2 separate regions of the Homo sapiens genome follow, and region 2 is linked to region 1. The links are chromatin contacts, found by Hi-C in ENCODE. All regions are on one chromosome and are shown on one strand. Each heading gives the region's core, a stretch centred on a gene start or an enhancer-like site at or near the end of the contact. The rest is flanking DNA. Distances are from core to core; before and after follow the strand shown. Region 1 overlaps LINC02934 (long intergenic non-protein coding RNA 2934). Region 2 holds the start of LINC01828 (long intergenic non-protein coding RNA 1828).

Region 1 (6,071 bases), core at 2,607-5,106:
GGCATGGATACAGGCAGATAAGTCGATTTGGTGGCAGGAAGATAGAGAGATACTATCTTGCACCTTCTATTTTCTCTGGGAAGTCAGATACAATGCCATCTACTAAGAGGAAGGAGATGGTTGGCTAGGTGGAGGATCTTTGTCATAAATGTCATGAAAAATAGGATAAAGAGATACACAGCTGATTAGGAAAATACAAAGAACTGCCAAGCACACTGAGATTGTAGACCTTTAATTTTTGGCAGCCCATTTACTCAGCAGTCTGGCATGGAGATGACAGATAGTGAGAATTCACAATTGAGAGTTTTACTTAGCCTATGTGATCAAAGTATATTGAACCCAAGGAGTTGAAGAGGCTTGCAACAGAGTGGTTTTAAATGGACCATGAGACTAGGATGATTAGGGAAGAAAGTGAAGATAAGAGAAACTAGAGAGCTGGAGGACTGGAAAATGCTAAGCCACCTGAATAACAAGGACTCTGAGAGCCCCAGATGGAGAGGAAGACATGGTTAGATTGTAACATGGCAGTGGTTTCATCAGCAAAACAGCAGTGGGTGACACCAAGATCAGAGAAAACCATGGGATACATAGACAAAACCAAGAAGAGGCTAAAATTAGGAGCTGAAGTGATAAAGGAACTGAGTGGCCAGGGTATTAATGGGTCATCACGCAGATGATGTTTTCACTGTGGATGATGGAAGATCTTGGCTTGGGGATAGAGAAGACTAAAGAAGCCTTCAGTGAAACAGAAAGAATCATGCAGAAGGTGAAATATTACAACAAGGAGAGGCAGAGGGCAGTTTAATTGAATGGCATAATTGTCAGAGAAGAAAAGGCAATTTTGTATATAAAATGATAATGGAAGTGTCATCGCCAAAGTACCTCCCAGACCAGAGTCCTGTCATGTGAGGGTGGTGGAAACTAGCTGCAGAAAGCCATGTGTTCAGGGGAAACCTGGGTTTTTTAGCTGGATTAGAAAGCGGATGCCAGTTTAGGGAAGAGATTGAGAATATAAAAGAAAGAACTTATCCCTAAAGGGGGATTCTAGAAGGCAAAGTGGAAAGGTTTTGGAGAGTGGGAATTCTGGAGAGGATGAGTCAATTCAGTTTCTATCACTTATTCATTCAACAAATAGTTGTGAATTCTAGCCCTTGGCGTACATGTATTTGGTGCTAAGGACTTATAAATGGAGAAGATATGGACTCTCTCCCTAAAGCACTCTTCATCCATTTATCATAGGCCATATTGGAGTTCTTTCAGAGTAATCTCCCCATGACATCATGGTGGAAGCAAAGACTATTGGGAGACTTTCAAGAAGAGATCACGGTTCACTGTCAGGTTCCCAAGCAAAGACATGAGATGGTGAAGGTGTTGACTTCACATGAGTATCCTACAATGATTCTATTGCCATCCAAGAAACAAGGCAGCACAACCTACTGCTGACTCCGTACAAATGCAAGAGGAGGGTGAAACCCCATACCAGGTGTCCCCACTTCCATCTCCACAAGATGCTTTCTTTGAGGTGCCAGCATGGAACAGTGAACAAAGAGAACAAACGTGAACTTCACTATCACAGGGATAACTGTGCTCTGTTTATGTGATTATCTCCTCCACCAGATTAAGAGCACCTCAGAAATAGGTGTCCTGCCTTATTTCTCTGTACCTAACACTGCACTTAGCACAGCATCTGGTACATAGTAGATAGTCAATAAAAATGTGTTGGCTGAAATGAACTGAACCATACAACTCACATTTGCATGATATTTAACAGTTGACCAAGTAGCTTCACATTAAATATCCCAGGGTTATACAAACTTTGCAAAGTAACCATTTGCATAGCTCTACTTTGTTGAATGCTCTCTACCTGTTAGAATCAGCATAATTATTTTCTTCACTTTACATATGCAAAAAGTGAAGTTCAAAAATTAAACAACTTGCTGTGGGTTATACAGTTAGCCACCCGTGGAGATAGAACTAGAATCCAGAGAATCCTGGACAGTTTCTGTTACAAAATGCTGTAGCCCAGAGGAAGTTAATTCCTTGGTGGGCAGTGAGTGTGAAAAAGGAGAGAAGTAATGACATTATGTAGTATAATAGTATTGATACAATTACATGATATACAATAGTGTTGATACTATTATACTATAATAGTATAATGATATTACATAGTATAATAGTATTGATAGTACAGTAATAATATACTATTAATAATTATAATAATTTACTACCCCTCTATTCTCTGCAGCTTTTACCTATACAATCTCTAATATAAAAACCTGTAGAATACCTATTATTATTCCATTTTACACATGAAGAAACTAAGAATCAGAGAGCCTAATTAATTTACCCAAGTTCCCAGAGCAAGAAACAGGTACACTGCAGCTCCAAACCCAAGTCTGAATTCTTTCTCCCATTCTATTCTGCCTCACAAATCATCCCAAATCAGTCCCTGAATGTTCTCTTGCCTAAATCTTCAACCCTAAGTATACTAAAATGTATAGCCAGAAAGAATTTTAGCAGTTTTGTTTTTGTTTTTTTGTTTTTGTTTTACACCAGTGCTGACAGTCAACCAGCCACACTTAACTGACTACTATTCATTATTACTTGGGGGGATAAACAAAGAGGTGAATAGAAAAAAGAAAAGATCATTAATTCTTTCTTTCTTTCATTCATCAAATATTTATTGAGTGCTCATCATATGCTGGTCACTGTTCTGGGCATTGAGGATGAAGAATGAAATAAAACAGAAAAAAATCTCATTCCTCATGGAACACCGATTCCAGCCAGTCACTGTCCTCAGTGGTCCTTACTCTTGTTACAGGTACCCTCCCCCACCACCCCCCATCCTCGACACACACACACACACACACACACACACTCATAGAGCCTTTCCCACCTCTGCAAATGGCAATCGTGTTCTCTGGCCCCCAGGTTCTGAAGAGAGACAGGCTGCCCTGTAAACACAGCATCCGCAAATGATGTCCAGGGACTGGATTTTTATAGGGCCTAGAAAATTGTACCCCTATGGCTATTTGAGAGAACCTGCAGCCATCATTTCCCTTAGTCAGGGGGATGTAGAGATAAGGGAAGAAAGCAGATGGCAGGCAAGCTGCAAAATACCATGGCTGAATCACACGTGCTCAAAAAATGAGCTGCTCTACCAGACCTCAGCTGAAAGCTACCAAGCTGAATCTAAGGGTTATGTTGAGATATTGTCTTGCAACCTCAGCCCTCAGAAATGGTTGTGTTTCCTTTGAATGCTGTCTACCTCTCCTCCCACGTGGGCAGAGCTCCTCATTGCCAAGCCTATTTTTACGGTTCATCTCCAAAACAAGTACAAAATAGTGTGGGTCTCAGATGAGTCCTCCCTCTCACTGGCCACTGGAACACCATCTGCAAGTTGAGTGGGAACAGTAAACACTGCAGGTTAAGTAACTTATTACTAATATTTTCCTTGAGCTCTGAAACTTTTTAAACAAACAACAACAACAATTGTATCATAATAACCTTCCAGAGGTTAACAGCCGGCAGGTGGTCCAGCTCAGTTGAAATGCAAACCAGACAGCTGTTTGATTATAAACTGTTGATTCTTAATGGTGATCTGGGGAAAACTTCTTGCTGAAAAAGGGTCTTCTCTTAAAAATCCCTAATGAAACAACACATAAATGTCAAAATGACAAAAATAAGGAAGTGTGTCATAGACTAAGCATTTTAATGTCCTTTCTGGCTTCCTCCAGAGTGTATGTACTCTAGACCTAGCCACATTTAATGGCACAGATTCCTAAAGAGGCGGTGCGCAGCATGAATTTTTACGACCCAAATAAAACTTGGAGAGTCACTTTCCCTGCCATAGTCAGTGTCCTCAGCAGATGTGTGGGAGGCTCGTGTTTCAAACCAGCCACCGAGCCAGCACTTTACCTGGACCCAGAGGCTATGCAAAGAGTGAACATGTGAGGAGGATATTAGGAAACGGAGTAGTGTAGCATTATCCTGTCTGTCTCCAAGCCATTAAAACCTGGTGGGGATTCCCCTGGGAACCCTTGGTAAAATTAGAGAAAATTCCAAGGACTGATAAAATGGTTTGAGAATGGAGGATAAAAAGTTTCTAGTCAAAACCTTATATTAACACCACAGGGCCCCACAGACTGATGGCCATGACTGTTTTCTTCCCCTGATGATGAAATGAGACAAAAGAAAATCACTCTTTAAATCCATATTTAATTACTTGTCTATTACATTACAATCAGAAACATTTCAGAAAGTTTGCAAAGAAAAAAAGTCAATCTCATGTACCTCATAGATATGTGCATAAAAATATAAAAATTGTTTTAAAAAGAAAAGAGTCAGACTTTTTTATACTAAAATCTATGGCAAGGGGTGAAATGCAAAAACCTTAGGACAGTAAAGAAAAACAAACTGATATGACAACCATCTTTTTTAAAAAAAAAAACAGAAATAAGGAACAAAAATGAACAGCGTAAAAGGGAGAAGTTCGTATCTCCTAGCTTAGTTGCAATAAATTAGTAGAAACTTGAGATCACAGGGTGTGAAAAAAAGATGTTACTTGGTTTTGCTCCATGTTTGATGGGGTTTTCTGACCTGACCAAGGGCAAGAGCAAGGGGTAGCAATGAGCTGGACACCCTGGGATAGGATGGGTAGGAACAGAAGGAAGCACCCAGCATGCTTAGCAGGCCCTAAATACCTTCTAATACCATCAAAGGAAAAACAGAACTAGAAGGAGTTAAAGCGCTAAAATGAGATTTTATTCAGAAAAATTATTGCAATGAGTGAAAAGGGACCTCAGTACGGAACTAGGCTCAATTCTCAACACAACAAAGAAAAGTGGGAATTTGTAGCCAAGGAGTGGGTTGGGGGAGGCAGGGGGATATGGATGGAAAATTCCTAAGAGCAAACATGAAGGGACGGGGGACTCTGGCTAAACAAACCTAACAGGACTCTTGCTGAAGGCAGGCAGGGTGACCAGACATCACCTGGGAGGCGGTGGAGGGTGAGGAACCTGGTCAGATACGGAGGGGGTCAGAAATCCAGGATGGGGTATTCTGGCTAAACTTAATAGGATTCTTGCTAAAATTGGACAATACAGGGATGAATACAGAAGCCTAAAAGTGAAGATCCATTGGAAAAAAGATTCAGAGGAGCCTGATTAAAATTTGTTCAAGGACAGAAACTTTATCACTAGCTTGTAGAAAGAGGGATACAAGGGTGGTAGTGATACATTCTGATAAAACAGTCTAAATCCTTTTGAGGGCTTTTTAATTTTACCATACCAGAACCAAACTAGGGTTGCTTCTTAATTCCTGAAGCCTCTGAAGGTGAGACAAAATATAATTTAATAAATATTTATTGATGCTTGGCATACAATATATACTCTGCTAGGCAATATGGAGCTACAAAAACCAAGTCAATTCTATCCTGTCGTGTTCACTATTATACTCCAGGACTCTTAGAATGATGACTAGCACATAGTAGGTGCTCAATAAGCATTTTTATGCTAAACAAAAAATCAAGGACAGTTCTTGACCTCAAAGAGCTTTCAACCCCCAAGAAGGAAAAACACATGAATAATGAACTAGAAGAGAAAACATAAAGGCAAGAAGATTCTTCTCTGTACTTTACTGTCAGGTTTGTTATATTTGTATCTGCTATGTAGTTAAGGAGCTTCCAGGAATGCTACATGGGGGAGGGACACTTTGAGCTTGACCTGAAAGTTTGAGAAGGATTTCAACAACGAAGGTTAATTCCAGAGACACAGTAAGTTAAGAAACATAAGTGCAGATAGTAAAAACTGATACTGAATTTACCTAGTCACAACACATTTCTTCATAGATTGCTCCCATTGCCTTTAAAACTCTAAATATTAGTAATTGATACCTCCACATATTTTTCATGTTAAAGAATTTTTGTTTTAAAAGTACAATCATGTAGTTTTCTCTCTGAAATAGTCATCCCTCAGAATCCCTAGGGGATTGGTCCCAGGACCCTCTTGGATACCAAAATCCATGGGTGCTCAAGTGCCCGATATAAAATTATATAGAATTTGCATATAACC
Region 2 (5,400 bases), core at 2,842-5,341, 1.1 Mb before region 1:
AGCATGTCTAAATAATCTTTCAAGGAAAGGTATCAGAAAAAACACATTCTGTATCTGCAAATAGTGTAGTTTAGTTATTACCAATGAAAATATCTCTTTGGAATAACTATATACTTGCAAACTAAGAAAAAACCCTTTTACATAATTTATAAGTAAAAGCCAAATTATAGAGGGAATCGAAAGTACTCATGATCAAATAATAAGAAAGTGCTACTTATAAAAACCAATAGAATGAAATTAAAACAATACTTAGAGGAAGATGTATAACCTTAAATCAATGCATTGGAAAATAAGAAAGCCTTGGGAATATGGGAGCTAAATACTCAAAAAGTGAAAACCAAACAGAATTGATCCAAAGGAAATACAAAAGTGACAAACTATGAAGGCAGAAATGAATAAATTAGAAAACAAATGTATAATAGAAGAGTTAAATAAAAGTTTTTAAAAAAGACAAACCTCAAGAAAGACTGACTAAAAAAGATATAATAGAGATTTCAAAAGATAGTAAAGGGAATAGTAGAAACAACTATACATCAGTAAAATTTTACCTGTAGTTAAATACATTGGAAGAAAAATACCAATTATTAAAGCTGTTAGTAAAGCAAGAAAAAATAACTTAATTATCCTATAATCTCTAAAGGAACTGGTTCAATAGCTAAAAATCATCCCATGAATAAAACAGTGGATGTAGAGGGATTTTTAGGAACAGATATTAGTGAATATTTGCATAAAGTCCTTCAGAAAACAAAGAAATGCTCCCCAACAACTTATATGAGGTTACTGTAACAAGCCTCAAATATCAAAATTATAGGCCAATTTGACTCATTACCACAGATGCAAAAATTCTAAATAAATATATTTTCAAACCCAACCTAGGAATGTGTAAAAACTATCAAGTTGGCTTAGCTCAGTTGTGCTAAAAAAAAAAAAAAAAAAAAAAAGGTGGGTTTAAAATTTCAAAGATCAATAGTGTAATTAGTACATTCACAGATTAAAGGAGAAAAACCATATAATCAACTCAATATGAAGCAGGAATAGTGTTTTATAAAATACAACATTAATTCATGATTTAAAAAACTCTCGAAAAATTAGAAATAGATAAGAATTTATCTATCCTAATGAAAGATAGTTATAAAAGAAAAAGCATAGAAAACATCATTTTAGCAGCGAAAAATTAAAAGCAATTTTTAAAAAATCAGAAACACACCAAGAATATGTACTATCATCACCTTTTTAGTTACCATCTTACACAGGACAGTAAGACAAGAAAAAGACAAAATTATAATGATTGCAAAGAAAAAAAACTATCATTATTTGTAGGCAATAGGGTTCTTTATATGAAATCCCAAAAGAATGTATAGGAAAACTATTAGAAATAATAATGAAGCACATCTATTAGGTAAAGATACAAAATTCAACGGACTCATCAACTCAAATGTCCAACAACAGTAAAATAGACAAATTCTGCCATATCAATATATAAAGAAGCACCATGCTAGGTCAGTCATCTACTGGACTGCATCTCCCATCGGTTGAGGATTTCCCCGGGTAGTATAAGCTTCCTTCCCCCACAGTATTGGGTTTTTTGGGCTGTGCTTGTGCCTTGGCCAAGCATGTGGCTTCAGAGGAGACTGGGTTAGAAAGACAAGTGGTGCATTCTGGTAAGGGATGTAGCCTATTCCAGCTAATACCTCCTGTTGAAATCAGAGTTCAGCTGAGGGAATGAGATACTGGGCCTCAAAGGTGCCAGATACACTCATACTAAAGAATTTGAACTTTTCTTTTTTTAGGCAATAGACTCTATTAAAAAGTTTAATGAGTGAGTGTCTGCTTTGTATAGCTGGGTTGGTAACAAGAATTCTTGGTAAGAAATAGTTAAGGTAAAGAAGATTGAGGGAAACAGATATGGGGTTTAGTTTGTAGCATTGTGATTTGAGTTTCTGTGAGACATCATCAAACTGCAGCTTTCATTTAGAAGTTTAAAATACCGTGTGCAACTCAGGGAAAGACCCAGATCAAGAGGACTACCAGGGGCAGCAGAAACTGTGGAAGAAAAGATCACCTGGGGAAGCATGTGAAACAGAAAGAGAAGACCACAGAGCTCTCCAGAGCTCCAGAGTTTAAAGGGTGAGCAGAGGAAGAAGAACCGACAGAGGAGATGGGAAAAAATAATAAGGTAGAAAAATAACCGGGGAAAATAGGTCCAAGATCTGGGTGCAGTCGCTTTGATGAAAAGAACAGACAACAACATCAAATGCTAAAGGGAACCATGATAATGAGGTCTGAGAAGAATTAATTAGATTTCATATTTAAAGATAACAGGTGACTGTGATAACAATAATTTCAGGAGAAAGCTTGTGATAAAAGCCAATGGGAACTCAAGTGAAATATAAGTCTAAGTAGGGAAGCACTAGTCACAGTTGCATTGAGGCTGGGAGATAAACTAGAAGGTTGTGGGGAATCCAGGCAATAAATTAAGAAAACTTGGGCTAAGGCAGCGGCAGTGATGGTGAGAGAGCATGGATAGCAAAGTTTTGAGGTACATATGTGAAGTATTTGGTGACTGAGTAGACTGTAGGGCATAGGGCTGAACACAGCCAAGAAGTGAGACGTGTTGAAGGTGTCCTGGAGAATTCTATCTAGCCTGCGAGACTGAGGGACAGATGAGTCATCAAATAGTCTTAGAATACATGAGATGGAACAATTCGGGGGAAAACATATGATTTCCATTTTGGACATGGGATGTGTGAGATGGCTAACATGTGATAGTCTATTAGAAATATCTAGGAAACTCTTGGACTTATGAAGCTTAAACTTAGAAGAATGGAGATGAAAACACAGATTTGTAATTTATCTACATATGGAAAGATAAAGTTACACAAATAAAATAGTATATATGGCTTTCCACACAGGGAAGGGACTGTCCTACAAAGACTGAAGAATCCAGGCATGAAACATGATGGCAAAGGACCTTAATGTAACTGTATTTGGAGGGAGGACCTTTAAGGGGTAATTAAGGTTAAATGCAGCCATGAGGGTGGGATCCTGAGCCAATAGAATTAGTCTCTTATAAGAAACACCGGAGATATAACAGAGACAATTACCCAATTCTTTACCAAAGAGATTCTTCTGTTCTTACATGGGTAAAGGCCTGAAAGACTTCTGTGTTCTTTTAAACTAGGGTGGAAAGACTTGCAAGAAAAGTAGAAAAAGCCTGCCTTGAAAATTCTCCTACAGTTCCCAAATCTGTAGCTATAAATGAACTGCAAGATAGGGCAGACTTCATTCTGTAAACAAGAAATAGTTCTCAGACAAAAAAGACTTGCATTTGGCTCTAAAATGAACATTTATGGGGCTTGATAAATTACCTTTTTTTCTCCCTACTCCAAGATATCTGGCTTTCTCTGCTTTTACACGTTGCCTCTGATTAGGGCTTTACATTAAATGTATTTTTTTTTTTTTTTTTTTTGAGACGGAGTCTCGCTCTGTCCCCAGGCTGGAGTGCAGTGGCGCCATCTCGGCTCACGGCAAGCTCCGCCTCCAGGGTTCATGCCATTCTCCTGCCTCAGCCTCCCGAGTAGCTGGGACTACAGGCGCCTGCCACCGGGCCCAGCTAATCTTTTGTATTTTCAGTACAGACGGGATTTCACCGTGTTAGCCAGGAAGGTCTCAATCTCCTGACCTCGTGATCCACCCGCCTCGGCCTCCCAAAGTGCTGCAATTACAGGCATGAACCACCGCACCCGGCCCATTAAATGTCTTTTATACCCCACCTCACCCATGCTACCTTTCTTCAGCTGCTTTTTATGAAGATAGCTTGGAATGTGATTTTGTGCTTCTCTTCCTTCAAAGGAAGAAATGTAGATTTGTTTAGCCTGTTTGAAGCAGACACTAGATACATACTGATGGGCTTGTATTCATCTCCTCGAGCTACCAAAATGAAATACCATAGACTTAAACAACAGAAATTAATTTTCTCACAGTTCTGGAGGCTAGGAGTCCATGATCAAGGTCTGGCAGGGTTGGTCTCTGGTAAGGGCTGCCTTTCTGGTTTGTAGACTATGGCCTTCTTGCTGAGACCTCACATGGCCTTTCCTCTGTGGCTCTCAGAGCAGAGAGAGAAGGAGAGGGAGATGGGAAGAGGGGAGGGGAGGGGAGGGGGGGGGAGAGGAAGTCTCCTCTGGTGTTTCTTATAAGAGACTAATTCTATTGGCTCGGGATCCCACCCTCATGGCTGCATTTAACCTTAACTACCTCTTAAAGGTCCTACCTCCAAATACAGTTACATTAAGGGTTAAAGCTTCAACATATTAATTTTGGGTGAACACAGTTCAGCCAAGGTGAGCAAGAGCTCATCTTGCTGAGATAATTCAAGAGGCAGAAGAACCCAGCACCAAATGGCTGTGGGTCTTGAGTACCTGTTTAAGTTTTTAAGAGGATTATGGAGAGTCTCCTAAGAACTTAAAAGGCTGCTCGTTGACTTTATTCTTTTTTTTTTGATATTTTAGACAGTTGGTCTTTGTAAACACTTTAAAGTTACGACAATACCCCATTTTTTAAAGTTAATGTGAATAAACATTTATTATTTACCAACATAAATAATTAATTTGTACTGTAACTTTATGCAGGGCTGACTGTCTCTTAATCACAGTGAACCCTCAACAATAACATGGAACATCTGTAAGGAGTATTTACATTGAAAGAATGCAAGAACATCAGCTTAAACTATAAGATCATTGAAAACTGAGCATGTCAGAGGACAAAGAACTTTTTGAAAAGGCTCTTTGAGCTTATGGCTACTCCCAGGGAAGAGTCCTGCAAACCGTATAAGCACTCCCTGGACACCCTGTCTGGTGGGAAGGTGGAGGCCATTGGACCCTAGTGGGAGGCTCAAATAAGAGGGCTGATAATGGCCACAGCTGTAACCCTGGCCTTGACCCTTGAATTCTGTCCCAATGCACCTCTTCAGCATTTGTGATTAACCCCAAGAAGAGGAGGAAAGCACAAAAAGCTGAAAGATAGAAACAATTAAAGGAGTGCTGGAAGAGTCTGAAAGCACATGGCTCTCTCATTTGTGCTTTAACAATAAAGAATAAAGCCAGTGGGAAGAGAATTCTCTCCTCACCTTCACGCAGCAGCTGTGGGAGCAGACCCGGTGAGATTATACCAGCATGGCTGAGGTCATGAGAGAAAAATGGGAATGTAGCTGCAGCCACTAGCATCAGGCAGTGGCGGAGGTCAGGAGTAATGAGAAGAGAGGAGAGGAAAGCCCCAGGAAGCAGCTAAGGGAATTCTGAAGAGGTCTTTGAGAGTGCTTGGGAGAGATCCCAGGAACCCTTGGAGAAGAACTGAAATGATCGGAGTCATCAACATTTCCCCCAGTGGGCTATATGCCTGAGA

The links. Hi-C counts contacts between places; a loop is a spot of excess contacts on that map. Pooled maps may share reads with other maps.
Region 2: a loop to region 1 is called in a pooled map of psoas muscle, with 6 times the contacts of the local background. The contact joins the promoter of LINC01828 here to the enhancer-like site in region 1. A Hi-C loop is called at or near these places in 2 of 50 pooled maps.

What each region holds. Positions count from the first base shown.
Region 1 is chr2:65,989,321-65,995,391 of GRCh38, reverse strand. The region is part of intron 2 of LINC02934 (long intergenic non-protein coding RNA 2934); the gene reads right to left. Among named protein-coding and RNA genes, the nearest start is that of LINC02934, 200 kb to the right of the region's middle. Within about 2 kb of position 3,856, at least 2 of the 41 ENCODE cell types and tissues checked have a DNase peak (open chromatin) inside an H3K27ac peak, as active enhancers do.
Region 2 is chr2:67,085,137-67,090,536 of GRCh38, reverse strand. LINC01828 (long intergenic non-protein coding RNA 1828) reads right to left here and starts at 4,091. Exons shown (of 5, transcript NR_110564.1): 1 at 3,982-4,091.